Linked DNA regions of Homo sapiens: region 1 is linked to region 2. Evidence: chromatin loops called from intact Hi-C (ENCODE). Cell type or tissue: PC-3. All regions are shown on one strand. Each heading gives the region's core, and the rest is flanking DNA. Links, peaks and the distances in the headings are about the cores only. Region 1 has its middle 110 kb from the start of LINC02344. Region 2 holds the start of STARD13 (StAR related lipid transfer domain containing 13).

Region 1 (5,387 bases), core at 188-5,187, 150 kb before region 2:
TGGATTTTAGAGATATCTTCTTTTTTTTTTTTTTTTTTTTTTGAGACTGAGTCTCGCTCTGTTGCCCAGGCTGGAGTGCAGTGGCACAATCTCGGCTCAGCTCACTGCAGCCTCCATCTCCTGGGTCCAAATGATTCTCCTGCCTCAGCCTCCCAAGTAGCTGGGATTACAGGTGCACATCACCACGTCCAGCTAATTTTTGTATTTTCAGTAGAGACGGGGTTTCATCATGTTGGCCACGCTGGTCTTGAACTCCTGACCTAGTGATCCACCCACCTTGGCCTCCGAAAGTGCTGGGATTACAGGCGTGAGCCACCACACATGGCCGAGACATCCTCTTAATGTGTTATATTGCTAAGTTCTAAAGAGTTTCTATTTGGATTTCCAAACAGAGGGGTTTGAAGTAGGAAGCAGCAGGAGGTTCAATATACGGGGTTGCAATAGAGTGTGTGCTTCTAGTGTTTTTTTTTTGGGGGGGGGACCCTTTTTATTAATTGTTATGAAATTCACTTAACATAAAATTTATCATCCTAACCAATTTTTTTTTTTTTTTTGAGACAGAATCTCGCTTTGTTGCCCAGGCTAGAGTGCAGTGGCACTATCTTGGCTCACTGCAAGCTCCACCTCCTGGGTTCAAGGCATTCTCCTGCCTCAGCCTCCCGAGTAGCTGGAACTACAGGCACCTGCCACCACGCCTGGCTAATTTTTTGTATTTTTAGTAGAGACGGGTCTTCACCGTGTTAGCCAGGATGGTCTCATCTCCTGACCTTGTGATCCGCCCGCCTCGTCCTCCCAAAGTGCTGGGATTACAGGGGTGAGCCACTGCGCCCAGCCCATCCTAACCATTTTTAAGTGTACAGTTCAGTGGTATTAAGAACATTCAGATTGTTATGCAACCAACCCCACTGTCCATCTCCAGAACTCTTCATCTTGTAAAACTGAACTCTGTACCAATTAATCAATAACTCCCTATTCCTTCTTGCCCTGGCCCCTGGCATCCTGTGATTTTAAGTGAAGATTATTATGTTAAAATATTGCTATATAATCCATAAAGAAGAATATGTTCACCATCACATTTATGAATGTTTTACAATTAATATATTATGGAAAATGGGTGTTATGTATTCATTTTTTGCCTCATCAATTTTCCTGGGAAATGAGGGCCCCTATGCCTCTGCTTCTAATGTTTCATGTACTACTAAAATGGTAGATACATGAGGGGCTCATTTTTAATATCTCTAACATCTTTGAACTTCAGTAATATTTTTCAAATATTTTTCATTTTTCAAAACACTAACTTTTGTTGCTTTAATTTCAGATAATTAGTTTCTCCTTTTATCTCATCATGATACCTCGCACTTGAAATGTTCCTATTCTGTATACATTCATATATTCATCAAATTCAAACTCTGTTTACCTTTTAAATATTCTACATTTAGGACAAGATAATACTTGGCCATACTTTTGTCAAATATTCTCTCTGGAATTCCTATTTCAGTTGGGTTGCATTGATTTATTTTGAAATCAAGTAATCTGACTTTCAGTTATTGTGCCAAGGATTATTTATTATTATTATTATTAATGTATGAGTAGCTCTGTTAGCACTCCATCTCAAGGTGTGGCTGAGAAAGCATACTTCTGTGTTTTGTTTCCTTTTCAAGCCGTGAGGCTTAAATTTTTCGGCAGCAATTGCTCTTAGTTCGTAAGTGAGAATTTTTAAACAGCTGAAATGGAAGAATTCTACTGGGTTATTTCTAATTTACATGATTGTCAGAACATTATTGTATTTAGAGAATAATGCTTAATGTTTTATTATGTTCAAGTAACACAGCTTATTTTACTTTCTAAGTTTACTCTGTTTCTTATTCCAGGTCAAATAGTCATTAAATATATTTGCTTCCAGACCAAGTCAGAACCACTGATATTAGTTTAAAAATATGGAGGGATCTTTTCTCCTCTGTGTGTCACAAATGTCTGAAGTTGCACCATTTATTAAAATGAAATGAAGTTCTTTTATTGGTGTTTATTGTCAAATGATGTCCCTTTCATATGTGAATATCCTTGGGAAAAGTGGATCTTATTGTCACTTACCAACTCTTTTGTGGATTTGCTTTTTCCCGGGGCAAGTATGAGCACAGGCGTAGAATATAGGGAGAAACACAAACAATGGGATGGGAAGGAACTGTGGTATCAAGGACAAAGCTTTAACTGCATCATCATTTTGCCTCTTTCCTGACTGACTCTTGTAGAATACTGTGTACCTGATACTTTGAAAAAGTTAATAATCGTAAGCATCTGTTTTTCCGAATTTCCTTCACAATAATCAACCAATATTTACTGTATACCTTTTCTCTGCTACACTTGGGGCTCAGGACATCCCCTGAATTTTTGTACTTACTCCTCAAAGCAACCCCATTTTACTGATGAGGAAATGAGGCTTAGAGAAATGTGGTCACTTTTTTAAGGTCATATGGCTAGGAACTGTCTTTCTGATTGCTAAACATATTATCTTAACCACAAAACTGTATTTATTCTTAGAGTAATGAGGAATCATTGAAGGATTTTAAGAAGATTGAAGTGATCACATTGATTTTGAAGGAATCACACTGGCTGAGAATATAGATTGGAGAGAATTAAGACTAGAATCGGACTAAGAAGTTAGGAAACTATTGCAATTTTCTAGGTATTACCTGAATGTTGCCCAGGAGGTGGCAGCAGGGATGAAAAGAAGCAGATGGATTCAAGCAACATTTGGAAGTAGGCTTCAGCAGGATGTAGTGAGGACAGGAAGGAGTCATGGGTGATCTTTGAGTTTCTGATTTGAGCAAACAGGTAGATGGAAACACCATTCACCAAGACAGAGGGAACATAGACAGGGGATCTGTATGTGTGTGTGGACAAGGAGGTGGAGGAGGAGGTGGGAGGGGAGGAGAGGACGTTGAGTTTTGGACACAGAGTTTGAGGTGTCTGATGTGAAATGTCCAAAGGCAAATGTGCAATCAACAGTTTGTTCTTGGCCAGTCACGGTGGCTCATGCCTGTAATCCCAGCACTTTGAGAGGCCGAGGTGGGCGGATCACTTGAGTTCAGGAGTTCGAGACCAGCCTGGCCTTGGGTGACAGAGTGAGACTCTATCTTAAAAAAAAAAAAAAAAAAAAAAAAAATCGCTGTTTTCCTGGAGCTCAAGGAAAGAGACCTAAGTTGGAGATCTAAACCTGAAGGTTATCAGAATATGGATGGAAAGTACATGAGATCACCCTGGAAGAAGGTGCAAAGTGAGAAGGGAAGAAGGGCCAGCACCCATCCCTAACAAGACAAAATAAAACTTAAGTAAATGAAATCAGCATATAAGAAGGGCACAAGCAAAAGGAGAGCCCACCAAGAAAATGATACGGAACAAGCAGAGGGGTAGAAAAGACAGCAGGGACAGCATGGGATTCAGAAGGCCAGAAGGATAAAGTTGCAGAAGGAAGGAGTAGTCAGCTGAGTTAGGGCCTGTGATGTCACTGAGAGACACAGTGACGCAGGGCCTGGCTTTAGCACTAAGGAGACTATTGGTGGCACCAGGGCCCTGGAGCAGTGGATTAAAACTAGACTTTAGTCTTCTTCTCAGTTACTAAATAGACACATGGTATCATGTAAATCTTTTTTTTTTTTTTTTGCCTCGTTCTGTCGCCCAGGCTGGAGTGCAGTGACACGATCACGGTTCACTGCAACCTCTGCCTCCCAGGCTCAAGAGATCCTCCCACCTTAGCCTTCCAAGTAGCTGAGACTACAGGCACATGCCACCATGCTCGGCTAATTTTAAAATTTTTTTGTAGAGCAGGGTGTCTCGCTATGTTGCCCAGTCTGATTTCGAACTCCTCGGCTCAAGCCTGGAACTCCCACCTAGGCCTGCTGAATTGCTGGGATTACAGGCATGAGCCACTGCACAAGGCCTGTATTGTATAAATCTTTACTTAAGTCAGAGAAAAATACATTTAATGCGTCTTCCCCATGAATGAGTATTTTGATGACTTTTATGATTCCTGATGATTTGTGTAGTTCCTAAAATCATTCAATCTTCATGCCTCAGTTGGCATTTTATTTTCATTTCTGGAGGCCATTTGATTCTAATTTTACAATCTTATTTTTTGTCTCAAACTCAATATTCTTCACAAAAGTGGTATAATTTTGAGATATTAAGAGTGATACTGTTTTTTTACAGGTGCTCTCTGATAACAGACCCAAAGAAAGAGTGGGTAAGTCTCCCTGAGAAAATGTTTTCCTGTTTATGTATAAAAGTTGTTTGGAGAGCTTTGCCTCATCCCTATAAATTTAAACATGCCATAAGTGTTGCTGAATCATGGATGCAAAGTTGATGGATACAGTATGATGTTAAATCAGAATTTGACCTGCATTTTGAAAATTGGAAAAGTTCATTGGGTTTTCTCTGGTCCTCATGCAGCCATGCTGCTGAGTTTATCTCCATTTTGTAAAGTTGATTTTACACAGAAAGAAGTTGCTTTGCATAACCAGTCTTTATCTTGAAATGTACCTTGTAAGTTAAATAGGAATTAAATAAAAGATTGCACCTTTACTGAAACATCTGCTTCGAAGGTAAGGCCTCTTGAAAATAAGGCATATATGAGGGTAGTGGTTTATTTGTATAGCTTTTGTATTTGGAAATGTTCTGTATAAATCTGAATACTTGGCAGCTTTATTTGTGGAATCTTATTTTAATGACTATGTAAACTAACAGCTAACCAATCTTGAATCACCACTTCTTACCAACTCTTTAGCAGCTGTTGTTGTACTTTTCATTTGAATAGTCATTATGGATAAGACATTCTGAAATCTCCATATCAGTCCTCACTTCATACGGTCATTTACATGCTTATACATAGAAAGGAACCCCTTCAAAGCCCTTTATGTGATTCCACTGCATGTATTCTTCATATCTTGTAGATAGCGTATTGCTAGACTTGAAAGTTAACACTTTTCTCTGAGTTTATATCTTTAAAGCCCAATTTTGAAGTATCTTGTCAAATAATGCCTCTAAAAGCAATAGTCTGATGCTACCCTTATCTGCATTGGTGCCAGCATTATTTCCATTTTTATACACTCATTTTTCTATAATCTGCTGAGAACCAGTTTCAGTTCATTATTCAGACACCCAAGATCTCAGCTTCACTTATGCTTAGGATGAGCATTGGATCTCTGGGATATAGTCATCTGCTGTTCTTCAGCTCTTGGGGAGATTTGCAAGGAGGCCTTTACACTGGGCCTCCAGGCAAAAATGACTGGCTAGAACTTTGTCAGGAAAATGTCTTTAGTGAGTGTGCCGAACCTATCAGCTCTCCCACTAAACAACCAAGCAGAATTTGTTCTTGCCATTCTGAGAAATGC
Region 2 (5,387 bases), core at 135-5,134:
AAGAGATATGGTGTCAGTCCTGGAAGATGCTTGTGATTTGGGCACTCTCTCCCTCTTTGATTCCATAGGACTTCATGCACTCACTGGAGAAGAGGACCAGCTCTCTCAGTTGCCTGTAAAGGAAAAGCCAGAGAGAGAACTAGCCACTTCTTGATTCTAATACAACAGACCTGTCTACCCCAGTGGTAATTCTTCTAACACGGGGACTATATGATCACAAAAAAGAATTTATTTAAAAAATACAAGTTTCATAGCAATGGCAATACTTTAGCATAAAACAAGGTACTAATGACATGCTAATGAGAAAATAATGTTACATATTTGCTTTAAATATAGTACCTTGGAAATACAAAATGACAAAAACATGGTGAGCAGGTACATGAATTTATAGATACTACTTGAACTATGAAATAAAACTTTAGCGGCCCTGTATATGCATACAGAAAACCAAATGTTGATATGTGATCCTTCCTAGAGCCCCTTATTAAAATGCTGGCTGATTTTTTGAAAAAATGAGGCTTCATTCTAAGTTGGCTTTTTTTTTTTAATTAGGGAATAAAAATTCCCTTTTTTTAAAAAAAAAAATGTAGGGCCAAGTGTGATTGGTCACGCCTGTAATCCTACCACTTTGGGAAGCTGAGGCAGGAGAAATGCTGGAAGCCAGGAGTTTGCCATCAGCTTAGGAAGCAAAGAGAGACCCCCATCTCTACAACTTTTTTTTTTTTAATTGGCCAGGTGTGATGGTGTGCACCTGGAGTCTCAGCTACTTGGGAGGCTGAGGCAAGAGAATCACTTGAGCCCAGGAGTTGGAGACTACAGTGAACTATGATTGCGCCACTGCAATCCAGCCTGGGAGACAGAGTGAGGCACCATCTTAAAAATAAATAAATAAATTCAATTCTTGCTCTTTATTGCTAAGATTATTTTAATGAAATATTATATGTAGTCATAAATACAAACTTATGATCTTAATGTTTTCAGAACCAGACACCCCAGCACTTTCAACACATTCATGACTATGCAAAAAGGAGACAATGTAAGTTTTATTGTCGTTGTTATTGTTTTATCTAGTAACCTCGCCTTGACACACTGCAATCCTTCTCAGGAAGAATCATTCCACTTGTTTTCATAATAGAATGCAGCCAAGTCAGCAATGAACTGCAAGGTTGGCATTGGAAATGGCCGGTCTATCTTTAAGTGCTCTCCAAAGCTATAAAAAGCTACGTATTTTTTCCTCACCTTTACCTTTTTACCTTTTCCTCACCTTTACTTGGTTTCCCAGAACATGTTCAATGTTCTCAAGTCCCATGCTCCCCTCTTCTTTCTCTCTCCACCCTCCTTCCATTCTCTTCCAGTAAAAAAGTGATAACCACCAAGTGTCTGCCTTGAACAAAAAGTTATGACACAGATGCTCCCAGTGTTGGACCATCAAGCCGAAAGCACGTGCACAAAGCAGCTGATGCAAGCACCTTAATTGGACGGCCACCGGTGCGGACTGAGCTGGGCTCATGAACCTTCCAGGCAGCCAACTTTGCAATATGGTGCTCGACCTTTCTCCATTCGAGCTTCTGCCGAGCAGTTCCTTAGGTCTCAGATCCCTTTCACCTTCCACAGACGATGCTATGGAACAGAAAAACTGCTGCTCAAATCCTAAATAAGAATGGAAAGTGCACAGTATGGCCCCATAGATCTTTCTTTCCCTTCCTGCCATGAAGCCAACCTGAAAACAAAGACATGATGACTCTTGTGTAACCACCCGAAGAGGCTGACAATTACCAACTACGTGAGGTAGTAGGCAATTGTCACATGCTGGGCTGCAGAGATCGTGCTTAACTTGTTTATTCTCATAGCGGGACAGTTATACAAGACGAGCTGCTTCTCAGAATCAGGCTAGCAACAATTCCCTCAGGGAAAGTTGTTAAGGCTTATGGGCCTCGGAGAGCCAGAGTAAGAAGAATCAAAGTCCTAATTTAAATCCTGTTAAACTTTTAATTTGGAAATAATGTAGAAATAATTTCTCATTATTAGACTATAAATTCCCAGCCAGGCTATGTTTCCGTCAGCCAAATGTAGAAGCAACTTGGTCATATACTTTTTGTATCAAAGAACTTTATTCTTTCAGCCCCAGGCTCAGAATTTGATAACATGTTTTCTGTGGACTTTTTCTCTTCACATCAAACAATGTTAAAGAAGAAAAACAGGGAAAATTATAATGACATATACATATATGTCACTCAGTGTGTGTATGTATATATATACACACATATATACACATATATATACACACATATATATATACACGTATATATATACACACACACTCAGATATGGCCAAACTGAATTACTAGCAGTTTGCTTAAACCATATACTCTGGTTCTGGATCTGCACACATGGGTACCTACAGTCTCTTGCAAAGCCCTCCCCAGCCTCTGCCTATCAGAATTCCCCCCATTTTAAAAAGCCTATCCAAATGTCTCTTTCTCTATCTGGCTTGCAATCATCACCCCAGTCAAAAATAATATTGCTCACCTAGCATTGTGTTTGCGTCCTTTTTGAGACATATATATGGCCTCATGTTAGAAGCTTTTGTATAACTTCTCAATGGGTCCTTAGCAGGTTGATGACAGTATCTTTGAAGTACCTTTGCAACTTCTGCAGTGATTCTTGTCTTAAATGATTCAGTGTCTTAAATGTGATAGGCACCTTCTAAGTATTTTACCTCTAGGTGATTAAAAATTGGGGAAGTAGAGAAATCAAAGAGGAAAGGATGCTTAATACGTAACGCGTGTGTACTTTGCCTCTCTGAGTCTTATCTGTAAGAGCCCTCCAATTCCCATCACGTGAGGGTCAGGATCTGTGGTGTATTCACTCCTGGTGTTAAAGCCCTTGAAGTTTATTTTTCACTGGAAAAGTTTTTATTTGAGTTGTTTCTTGATAATGAAGGTGGTGGCTTACGCTCAGCTGTTGATGCTTGTTTGAAGTAGTTTTTTTTTGTTGTGTTGTGTTTTTTAAATTTAAGAGATTTATCAGGTCCATCTTTTACCTGGCTGCTGCTGCCCTGTAGAAAGCGAAGGAGCTTTCTCTAACTTTGACAGGCTGAAAAGTTTCCTGAGCCCTGGACTTGTTTGTCTTCTACTTGTTTTGCCCTTCCCTCTCTCTTTTTCTTTCGACTCCTTTAGTGAGGGCTGCTTTTGGGTGCTTCGTCAGCTCTGAGGCACGTCAAATACGTGTATTTTGCTTTCAGCGTTGTGTGAGGGACCCTGGCGGCTGGAACTGCCTCTGGTCGGGGCTTAGGGCTGACTGCAAACGTTCCCATTTTCCTCTCTTCCTCTCATTGGTTCCCGAGGTCACGTGAGGGCCCCGGGGGTTGGAATTCTGAGTTGTGGCTTTGGCACTCCTCTTTCTTTTTAAAAATCGCTGGGTCTGTTGAGCTGTCCTGGGCTGGGTGCCTTGCTCTTTGACTGAGACTGGAGACAGACGGCAACAGCCACAGGCAGACTGAGGTGGCAATAGGAAATCTGCCGAGATGTTCAGTCAGGTGCCCAGGACCCCAGCCTCAGGCTGCTACTACCTAAATTCCATGACACCTGAGGGCCAGGAGATGTACTTGCGATTTGATCAGACTACAAGACGCTCTCCTTACAGGATGAGCCGGATTCTAGCACGCCATCAGCTAGTGACTAAAATTCAACAAGGTGAGTGGCCGGCAGTGGAAGGCTGTTGCTCATTCTGATTTCTGTTGGCTCTATTTCATGCTAACCCAGTTTTTTTTGTTTGTTTGTTTCCACTTTATAACATATGGATTTCTATGCCACACTACCCGTAACTTTGAAAAATAACTTTAGGCTGCAGTTTTCAGCAAACAGGACAGTCCTTAGCTGCCACATAGCTCAACATAAAGTGCACAAAAAACTTCACGGTGGGACAGTGAATCATAAATTCCCAAACTGACGTGTGTCTACAGAACAGATGAGAACTGTTACTCAGTGTGTATCTTAGGAGCTTTTCTGCAGTTTCCTCACACTCCGTCACATTTAAAATGTGGACACTTGTTTATTTCATTAGGGAGGAGGCGAGGGACTAATGTCCACCCTGCCCAGAGTATTTCGAATATCCTTAGTGAAGAGGAGGAAAGCAAGAATTCTGTTCTAAAGGCCACCAGGCTAAGCACTAGAATCGCATTCTCTTCCTGTTTGTATGTTTATGTCAGCAGTTGCCACAGATGTGTTAATATTGTTTTCCTGGTAGAGAATTAAGGTGTTCGTTCATCTCAAAACAAATCCCGTAACCTGCACACAAAACTCCAGCTTCCTAATGCAAAGAGAAGAGAATATTGATTATAAGCTGCTTGATATTCTTTTTATTCCCAGCCCCTCAAAATACCAGCCTGGAAGTCTGGACATTACTAAAATTTACCAGTCTCAAAAAAAAAAAAAATTTAAAACATGCTCCTTATAGGGTATATCAGTAGAAAGCAGAAAGACGAACATTCCTAAGAAGCCCCTAACACACACGTTTACAGTCAGTTAATGATCACCCTCCTCCTAGACTACAAAAAAGAAATTATTATATTGGTGCTAAATAAGTTAACCAGGAATTTTTAGAGCCGTTCCTAAGAAGCCCCTAACACACGTTGACAGTCAGTTAATGATCACCCTCCTCCTACACAACAAAAAAAGAAATTATTATATTGGTGCTAAATAAGTTAACCAGGAATTTTTAGAGCCATTATAAAAATACAGTTTCCACTTAAATAAATGAGTTTAAGATTATATTGAATATTAAAGAGGAAGTTGGGGTTTGTAATCATGAAAATCTTATTGTAATGTTTCCAGAAAGAACAATATGTATTCTAGCGGGCAGCATTTGATGAGATTGTTTCCTTGGAAATTAGGATTTGTTTGTAAAGGTTCAGGAACTAGTTATGTGTGAAGGATGCTGGTCCTTCCTACATGCTGGTCTGATTTCAGGAAGGATATTATGTCATTGCATAAACTCTGTGTCCAGGTCTTGATTGAATAGAAACAAAAGTAATTATTTCCCTGTGGCTAGATTTAAAAATACTTTAGGCTTAGAATAAAAACCAGCTCCACTTTGGTTTTAGAAATTTCTGACAATGGTGCCTTTCCAAATGCCATCATCTTTATGAACACCGAGGCTTAATGATGCGCTATCATCTACAAGATATAAATGTTCCTCAGCATGCATATCATATGAGAAATATTGCAGAGAACTAGCTGAAATTGCTTTGCAGACCTCCTTAGATGTATTTACAATAATTTATTTTATTTAAATATTATTTATGTTCTTTTTGGAATGAGGGTTATTTTTCCATTCAAGATTTGAAGTTGTGAACACATGCACTATCACTGAACGTGCCCTGTCAC

What was found. A loop is a pair of places that touch in the nucleus more often than their neighbours do. Peaks named below come from ENCODE experiments on the same cell type or tissue, not always from the same donor. Only the 100,000 strongest peaks of a DNase experiment are listed, where the experiment ranks them.
Region 1: a loop joins it to region 2, with 2.2 times the contacts of the local background. A loop is called at or near these places in 4 of 110 quality-filtered maps.

Annotation. Positions count from the first base shown.
Region 1 is chr13:33,438,544-33,443,930 of GRCh38, reverse strand. It overlaps a transcript of STARD13 not described here. Among named protein-coding and RNA genes, the nearest start is that of LINC02344, 110 kb to the right of the region's middle. In PC-3, for the core only: CTCF peaks have their summits at 2,493 and 2,699 (motif pointing right); a DNase peak (open chromatin) is centred at 2,730.
Region 2 is chr13:33,283,778-33,289,164 of GRCh38, reverse strand. STARD13 (StAR related lipid transfer domain containing 13) reads left to right here and starts at 3,410. Exons shown (of 14, transcript NM_178006.4): 1 at 3,410-3,695. The coding sequence starts at 3,527. RefSeq lists enhancers at 3,108-3,237, 3,248-3,307. In PC-3, for the core only: a CTCF peak has its summit at 3,242; DNase peaks (open chromatin) are centred at 3,324 and 3,924; H3K4me3 peaks cover 2,717 bases; H3K27ac peaks cover 2,717 bases.